Linked DNA regions of Homo sapiens: region 2 is linked to region 1. The links are chromatin contacts, found by Hi-C or POLR2A ChIA-PET in ENCODE. All regions are on one chromosome and are shown on one strand. Each heading gives the region's core, a stretch centred on a gene start or an enhancer-like site at or near the end of the contact. The rest is flanking DNA. Distances are from core to core; before and after follow the strand shown.

What was found. Hi-C counts contacts between places; a loop is a spot of excess contacts on that map. ChIA-PET counts read pairs that join two places held with the same protein, here RNA polymerase II (POLR2A). Pooled maps may share reads with other maps.
Region 2: a loop to region 1 is called in a pooled map, with 2.1 times the contacts of the local background. The contact joins two enhancer-like sites. A Hi-C loop is called at or near these places in 1 of 50 pooled maps. POLR2A ChIA-PET finds 5 or more read pairs at or near these places in 3 of 52 experiments (A549, OCI-LY7 and activated T-cell).

What each region holds. Positions count from the first base shown.
Region 1 is chr7:92,423,070-92,427,162 of GRCh38, reverse strand. It overlaps the pseudogene TMBIM7P. Among named protein-coding and RNA genes, the nearest start is that of GATAD1, 22 kb to the left of the region's middle. RefSeq lists a silencer at 2,317-2,436 and an enhancer at 3,694-4,093. Within about 2 kb of position 2,687, at least 13 of the 41 ENCODE cell types and tissues checked have a DNase peak (open chromatin) inside an H3K27ac peak, as active enhancers do.
Region 2 is chr7:92,275,202-92,279,548 of GRCh38, reverse strand. All of the region lies in intron 1 of ANKIB1 (ankyrin repeat and IBR domain containing 1), which reads right to left. Among named protein-coding and RNA genes, the nearest start is that of ANKIB1, 31 kb to the right of the region's middle. Within about 2 kb of position 2,913, at least 2 of the 41 ENCODE cell types and tissues checked have a DNase peak (open chromatin) inside an H3K27ac peak, as active enhancers do.

The DNA.
Region 1 (4,093 bases), core at 1,438-3,937:
TGTACTATAAATACATGAGATGTAATCACTGGGGGAAACTAAGTGAAGATTTCACGGGACCTCTTTATCTCTCTGCAACTTCCTGTGAATCTATAATTATTTTAAAATAAAAATATTTTAATGCCCCATAAGCTATCTGTGGATGGAAATGAGAAAAGTTAATTTTAAAAGCTAAGAAGGCCGGGCGCAGTGGCTCACGCCTGTAATCCCAGCACTTTGGGAGGCCGAGGAGGGCAGATCACCTGAGGTCTGGAGTTCGTAGACCAGCCTGGCCAACATGGTGAAACCCCATCTCTACTAAAAATACAAAAATTAGCCGGGCGTGGTGGCAGGCACCTGTAATCCCAGCTACTCGGGAGGCTGAGGCAGGAGACTCGCTTGAACCCGGGAGGTGGAGGTTGCAGTGAGACGAGATCGCGCCATTGCACTCCAGTCTGGGCGACAAGAGCGAGACTTTGTCTCAAAAAAAAAAAAAAAAACAAAACTAAGAAAAGGCAAAAATAATAATTAACATTTTTGTTTATAATACTATGAGATAAGTAAGATCATGGTAAGTATTACTATGATCTATATCTACATCTATTTATCTCTGTATAATATACGCTATGATATAGTCTGTGAAAGCAAATAACACGTGGTTTTAAATTATCCTCCAGCTCAGCATTTTTTGCCATACTTATTATACTTGATTGCTGTGGGAATCTCCCCCGTCAGGTGCCTGCAGATTACATTCTCCTGGGATTCTTTGTAAGTAAACCTTGACAGCACCTGTTCTAGTTCACCTCTGAAATATATTTTTGTCGCGTTATTAAATTCATTCATTTTATTGTGGAAACTCTTCCTGTGGAACAATACAGATAGAAATTACTTGTGAAACATTCTCTTGGCGGAATTTTGTTTGTAATGAAGTAGTAAACTTATGAGATGGTATCACACCCTTTGAGCAGATTAGGGGATCTGGGCATCTGGGCGACTTCCTGCTGGCACACTTGCCTCTGATGAGGGCACCTTGGGGAGCGCACTCCCGAGTCTGGGCTGCACTTCAGGAACAGTTAACCTGACTGTTGCTGGGACCCCTCTCAGGTGCAAACACATTTCGTTATGGAGAGTGGATTCCACGTCTAGTTCACAAAGTCGTGTGCAAGAAGTTTATATTTCTTTATTCTTGTAAAATGTATTTTATTTCTTCTTGAAGTCCCACTGGAAGCAGAACCCATCTCTGAGCGAGGTTCTCCCTCATTTCCACAGCTTGAGATGCATCTCAGCTCATGAGGGCTTTCCCAGCACCGCAGAGTCAGGGGCTGAGAGGGCTCTCCTGATTTAACTGCGGCTTGGTTCCTGGTCCCGCGTTCCGGGTTCCCCAGCGCCTCATTGTGGTGGCTTCCACTCACAAGGCTTCGCCACATCTGCCCATTTTCTGTCGTTGGTGCCACCCTAGACCACAGAACCCAGGGTGGCTCCCTTTCTTGCAGCCAATTCCTTTCTGTGCTGCCCACAGAAACCCCAGGATCGTGCCAGCTCTCAGCAGGTACCTGAAGCTCCTAGATTTTTCTAAACCTGAATAGAACTCGAATTTCCACCAGTTTCCCTGCATTCCAACTCAGGGCTTAGCTCCCCAAAGGTCGCAGGGCTCCTCCCCAGGGACCCGGCATCCTCCAGGAGTCAGGCGGGTCAAGCCAAACCTCTTGCCTCCCGGAGGTGTGGTCTCTCTGAAGCTCACAGATAGTAACTCCGAGAGTGTTTGGGTCCTCTTATGAAAACCCAGAACCGTCTCAGTATGATTCAGGAGATTGTCAGCAAACAATTCTTTCTTTTTTTTTTTGGAGACGAAGTCTCTCGCTCTTGTCGCCCAGGCTGGAGTGCAATGGCACGATCTCGGCTCACTGCAACCTCCGCCTCCCAGGTTCAAGCGATTCTCCTGCCTCAGCCTCCCGAGTACCTGGGATTATAGGTGCATACCACCACGCCCGGCTAATTTTTGTATTTTTAGTAGAGATGGGGTTTCACCATGTTGGCCAGGCTGGTCTAAGAAATCCTGACCTCAGGTGATCCGCCTGCCTCGGCCTCCCAAAGTGCTGGGATTACAGATGTGAGCAACCGCGCCCGGCCAGCAAACGATTCTTTTTTGGGGAAGGTTGGCATTTCTTCCCAAGCAGTGTTGATCATTCTTTCACGGGAAGATTTATTTACCAATTGATTTATTCCCCATCTGATTCCAAATAAGACTTGAGGTGGCTTATAAAAATATCCATAATATACGAAGATAAGATCAATTAATGGAGAAATCTGATGAAAGGAAAAATGGGCTAGAAAATAAAGATAATGGTTAGATTAGTGTACAAAATGCATCAAGTCCTATGCACGCGTCTGGAGCCTAGGTTTGGTTCTGCGCCCCCTGGTGGTCAAAGTGAGCAAGAACACGTGACCGTCGGTGAGACTCAGCACCAGTACGGTGTAGCGACCCTGGGGATTTACATGCTGGGAGGAATAGCTAGCTCCTGAGGCTGGAGAAGACGGGCTGCCTGCTGTCCACGTTTGGACATTGCCTCACCTGCCAAAGCATGGAGGAGGCTTCCTTAGCTGGTGTGGGTACCCTGTTCACTGCCCGGGCCAGCAGTGGGGTGTCCCAGTTCCTGCACTGACAGCACAGATCACACTCAGAACGGGGCGGGGCTGGAAGCCAGACAGAGGCGGGAATCTGGGAGCCGAGACGGTGGGGGAAGGGCGACAGGAGGGCGTGCTGGTTTCCCAGAAATGTTTGAGTTTTTTACTTAAAAATTTTAAATGGCCTTAACGTTTATTACAAGAGATAAAAGTTATTGGTCTCCAAGGAAGCTCTCATCTCTGAGGTTTTGCTGTTTATCTCAAAGCAAGTAACGGCTTAAAAGAAGAGATATTATACAGGGGCAAAGCATTAGTTATGTTTTCCAGACTTAACCTCATGCCCAAGGGTTAAAAGATATATGGGAAAAAGCCCATTTCAGAAAAGGAGTTGAGGGAAAAAAGGAAAACACATTTCACTGACAACAGCTTTTGTCCCATAGAATTTTGGCCTCTTGAGCCCATGTTCTGAGCTCTTGAAGTCTTCAGACAGTTGTGACTTCCACGGCCTCTTCCTATTCTCTCTTCCACTCTTTCAAAAACCGAAAGCCATTTTCTAGCTTGAAACCATTTCCTCTTCTCTCTCCCTGTCTCCTCCCAGTCGCTCCCAATTACACATACAGTCACACATTTACACACACAACACACAGTCACACACACTCCACACCCCCTCATGCCATTCGCACCACACACACCCCTTACGCCACATACACACACACAGTCACACACACACCACACATTTACACACACCACTCATAGCACATACACACACAGTCATACACACACCACACATTTACACACACTACTCATACCACATACACCACATACACATGCACACTCACACACTTACACATATTACACAGACACACAGGCACACACACCACACACACCTCACTCAAACTCACATATACACCATCCACACCACACACATGTACACCTCCTTCATGTGCTGCTGGAGCTGGAGAAATAGGAAGCAACCGATCCAGTATAAGAGGAAGAAAGTCATCTGGAGAGGAAGGCTGGAAGCAAGCACATTATTAAATATCATTTGTATGGAGACTAGATACACTGTTTTCCCTATAATGGAAATAGAGAAAGCCAACTTAATTAAGTTGTACAAAGTAGAGAATCAGGCAATTACCCACTGGGTTTGGAGATGCCAGAGGGGCAACCCAGGACTTTGGAGACTCCACTTCTTTCCCAGCCTCTGCTCCTGGCCATCCTTGGCCAGCGGGAGTTCAAAGCCTTCTCTCGCAGGCCTCGTACTAGGATGGGCCTTCATTTTTACCCCTGGAGACTGGAGGAGTCTTTCCTGGCTCTGCCCGTGGACCAGTGGGTCAGCCCAGTCTCTGGATTTGCCTCTGGCAGAGCAGCCTTGGAGCTGGGCATGCCTTCAGCCCTGCGGCCACTGCTCTGTTGTCCTCATGCCTTGGTGGGCCTGACTGTGGGCCTGGGCACAACCTCAGTGCCTTTCTTGGTCTCATCCTCCAGC
Region 2 (4,347 bases), core at 1,664-4,163, 150 kb after region 1:
TCTGTGGGCCCTAAACTATGAAAAACATCAGTAGATGCCAGCTGGATTGTCTGGGTCACATCCAAATGCCCACAGGAAAGGACTTATTCTCTGATGGGACAATCTAAAATTGAGCTGCTGATCGACTCTATATTTCTGATTAAGTGGCTAATTGCATTCTTAATTTGTGATTCCTGCCAAAAGCTACAAGTTGGCGCACATCACAAGAAGTATGATCCCTCCACACCTATTCCTGACAGACTGGATTCTGGACTCCCTTTAGGGCAGGGGTCCCCAAACCCCAGGTTGTAGCCTGGTACCTGTCCATGGCCTGTTAGGAACCAGGCCACACAGCACGAGGTGAGCAGCGGGCAAGTGAACATTACCCCCTGAGTTCTGCCTCATGTCAGATCAGTGCAGCATTAGATTCTCATAGGAGTGCAAACCCTATTGTGAACTGCACACACAAAGGATCTAGGCTGTATGCTCATTATGCCTGATGATCTGAGGTGGAACAGTTTCATCCCGACACCATCCCCACTCTGCTGTACGTGGAAAAACTGTCTTCACATAAGCGGTCTCTAGTACCAAAAAGGTTGGGGACCACTGCTCTAGGGGATGTCTCACTGCTTTTGCCTTGTGTTTGGGTTTCTTGATTCATTGCAACTTACAACAATAGACTGATAAACCTGAGTCTACTTCCCTTACCTTTCTCCTCGCACACACATCTTAGTGGGACAGTTTGATTACTAAAGGAAGCTTTCCCCAAAATGGGATTTTTTCCTAGGCTGCTCACCAGATAATTGGTTAGGAAAAAAAGAGTGGGGAAGTTATGTAAATTCATTACAAAAATTTTTGAAAATTCAGAGTTCATCCTGACCAATTCCTGAATATAATGTGTCTTTCTGGTCAAATTATATAAATATATTGTTCTAAGAAAATGCTTTTGTCCCTCTTGCACTCAACCTTTTGGGATAAAAAGTCTGGGTGAGAACAAGAGATAGCTGGAAAACTATAAAGTTAAGATTGTTAAATGGGACACATTTTGTAACAAGACATAAAACAAAAACCTGGCACCTAGGGAGGCATAGGAAATGATTTGTTTTTCAGAACTGTTTTTGGAAGGGTTCCTCTCTTCCTGAAGGAAAACTTCTCCATGCTGCCTTCCTAAATGTCTTCAGCACTTTGAACTCAAACCGACTGCTGAGCCTATGATTACACCTAACAGCCCTGACTACGAGACAGCAGAGGCTGGCCCAGCTTCTGCATTTTCTTTTTCCTTTTTTAAAAAATTCTTTATTTTATTATTTATTTATTTTGAGACAGGGTCTCATTCTGTAGCCCAGGCTGGAGTACAGTGGTGTGATCATAGCTCACTGAAACCTTGAACTCCTGGGCTCAAGCACTCTTCCCACCTTAGCCTCCTGAGTAGCTAGGACCACAGACACGCATCATCATGCCTGGGTAACTTTTTTTTTTTTTTTTGACACAGAGTTTCACTTTTGTTGCCCAGGCTGGAATGCAGTGGCACGATCTCTGCTCACTGCAACCTCCGCCTCCCAGGTTCAAGCGATTCTCCTGCCTCAGCTTCCTGAGTAGCTAGGACTATAAACACCTGCCACCACGCTGGGCTAATTTTTGTATTTTGAGTAGAGACAGGGTTTTACCATGTTGGCCAGGTTGGCCTCGAACTCCTGACCTCAGGTGATCCACCTGTCTCGGCCTCCCAAAGTGCTGGGATTACAAGCGTGAGCTACCATGCCTGGCCTATTTTTTTTTATTTTTAGTAGAGAAGAGGTCTCCCTATGTTGCCCAGGCTGGTCTTGAACTCTTGCCCTCAAGCGATCCTCTGGCACTGGCCTCCCAAACTGCTGGGATTACAGGTATGAGCCTCCACGCCCACTCCCTGCACTTTCACACAGAACATCCATAAATATTGTCATCCATAGATGTGAGGCAAATGAACTCGTAACATGGACATGCAAATCTGTTTGGAACTGACTGTATTTAGGCATTCTTGAAGCCAAATACCAAACTGAATTAATTGGACTGGAAACCCTTGGGCAGGAGACCCAATGGTAAGAGTTCATACTGGGGACTGCCTGACTAATACAGATGCTCCTCGACTTATGATGGGGTTATATCTGAATAAAGCCACTGTAAATCAAAACCACAAGTCAAAAATGCATTTAATACCCCTGTAAACCAAGTCAAAAAACTGTAATTCAAATAATCATTAAGTCAAGGACTGTCTGCATATGTCCTGTTTGGAGTATCCTAACAATTGTGAATTCTTTGTTTCCAGGAGTACTGTATTAGTCCATTTTCACAGTGCTATAAATACCTGAGACTGAGAAGTTTATAAAGAAAAGAGGTTAAACTGGCTCATGGTTCTGCAGGCTGTACAGGAAGCATGATGACCGCATCTGCTCCACTTCTGGAGAGGCCTCAGGAAACTTACAATCATGGCGGAAGGGAAAGGAGGAGCAGACACTTCACATGGTGGGAGCAGGAGCAAGAGAAAGAGCAAGGGGGAAGGTGCTACACACTTTTACACAACCAGATCTCACAAAAACTCACTCTTTATCACAGCAAGGGGATGGTGCTAAACCATTCATGAGAAATTCGCCCCCATGATCCAATCACCTTCCACCAGGCCCAACTTCAACATTACAGATTACAATTCAACAAGAGATTTGGTAGAGACACAGATCCAAACCATATCAGGTACTATGAGTGTCCTCTGGAAATGCACTCCTTTCATGTGTACCCTGATTATCAGGACACTTCTGAAAAGCCTGAAGAACTAGATGATTCAACTTAACCAGATATGTGCTGTCCAAATTTATCTTCAGGCCAGATAAAAACGAAACTAAAATGCAGAAACTGAAGGCGGAAGCCACCTGGCTTTCTATGATAGACCTTTATAATCAATGAAATTTGTTTTAACTGGCCACATTCTGGACCTCTAAAGGGCTTAGCTGTCAAGGTACCTTGGCTAAATGCCAAGGGAGTGGACCATGCAGAAAAGAGTTAACATATCAGGCTTGAGATGGCTATCCTTACAAAGGCCTCCTTGCAAGACTGGCCCATGATTGGTATCTGGAAACTTGGATTCCTCTCCTAGGGAATAAACTTTCGACCTTTTAAGGTTTCCATAGTGGAGACAGGAATTTTTAAAGTTTTAGAAATAAAGATGGGGTCAGTATATATACAGTGTCTGTGTCTGTCACAGATGCCACTTCTACCTATTAAATTGGTAAATGAGTTTGGAAACACAAATTGAAGTCATTACTCATTGCTGGTGGAGGTACAACTTGGAACAATTGTTCTGTAGAATAATTTTACAGTATTTGTTCATGTTGAAAATAAATATGCCTTGGGCCTAGAATCCTGATTTTACATATATTCACCTCTATGTATTACCTAATATATGTATTTTCTGTATCTAAATGAGACGTAATGAGACCAACTTTTAACAAGCTAAAAAGATCAGTGTGCATCTATATACTAAGTGTAGTTTTGCAAAACTTTTTTATTATATATAGATGTAGATATACCACACACAAAGACATATGGCATGTGTATGTGTATATAAGGTTATGATATAAAATTACTTATTGTGGGTTATAATTTTGAAAAATTAATAGATATTATCCTAGGATAACTCCTATAACAGGTACACAAAGAGACATGTACAGTGATGCTTATTTTGGCATTATTTATAATAGCAGGGGTTAGGCAACCAGCAAGGGCTACTGTACAATGAAAGTGAGTTGGTGGTTTCATTATGTACCCCAACTGTCAAAATCTTTAGGTCTATTCCTTTAGGCTAAGTGGAGGAAAGAAGCTGGGGGAGGTCTCGCCATTTAGTTTGTGCACTTCTACTTAATCCCAATTCCAGAATGGTGCATCACCCCCAGTTCTATGTCCCTGTCCTTCTGGCACAGTTTTTCCAGGTTAATACACCTCCTGTCTTCTTCTTGCCATTTGGGATTGAATTAATTTTTCACTGTGTAGGACCGTCCCTCACATTTCGCAATGTTAATCATCCCTGACCTCTGCCAATTAAATATCTGCAGTGTTTTCCAGACATTGTTACAATTTTTCCAGGTATTTTCAAATACCGTCCTGAGTTGGTGATGGGCAGCACCACCCCAACTCACAGGAAGAAATCATTAAAACAATTGGGAACAATACTTTTTAAACATCTGTTCATTTGATTCAAAGTAGACTTACATCAGTAATATCTAAGTACAGAGATGTCTATGTCATACTCCCCAGTATACATGTAAAAATGAAAACTTAGTCAATATGCTCCTGAAATCCCATTAAGTGAGAATAAATTAAGAAAAAAGGATAAATCTA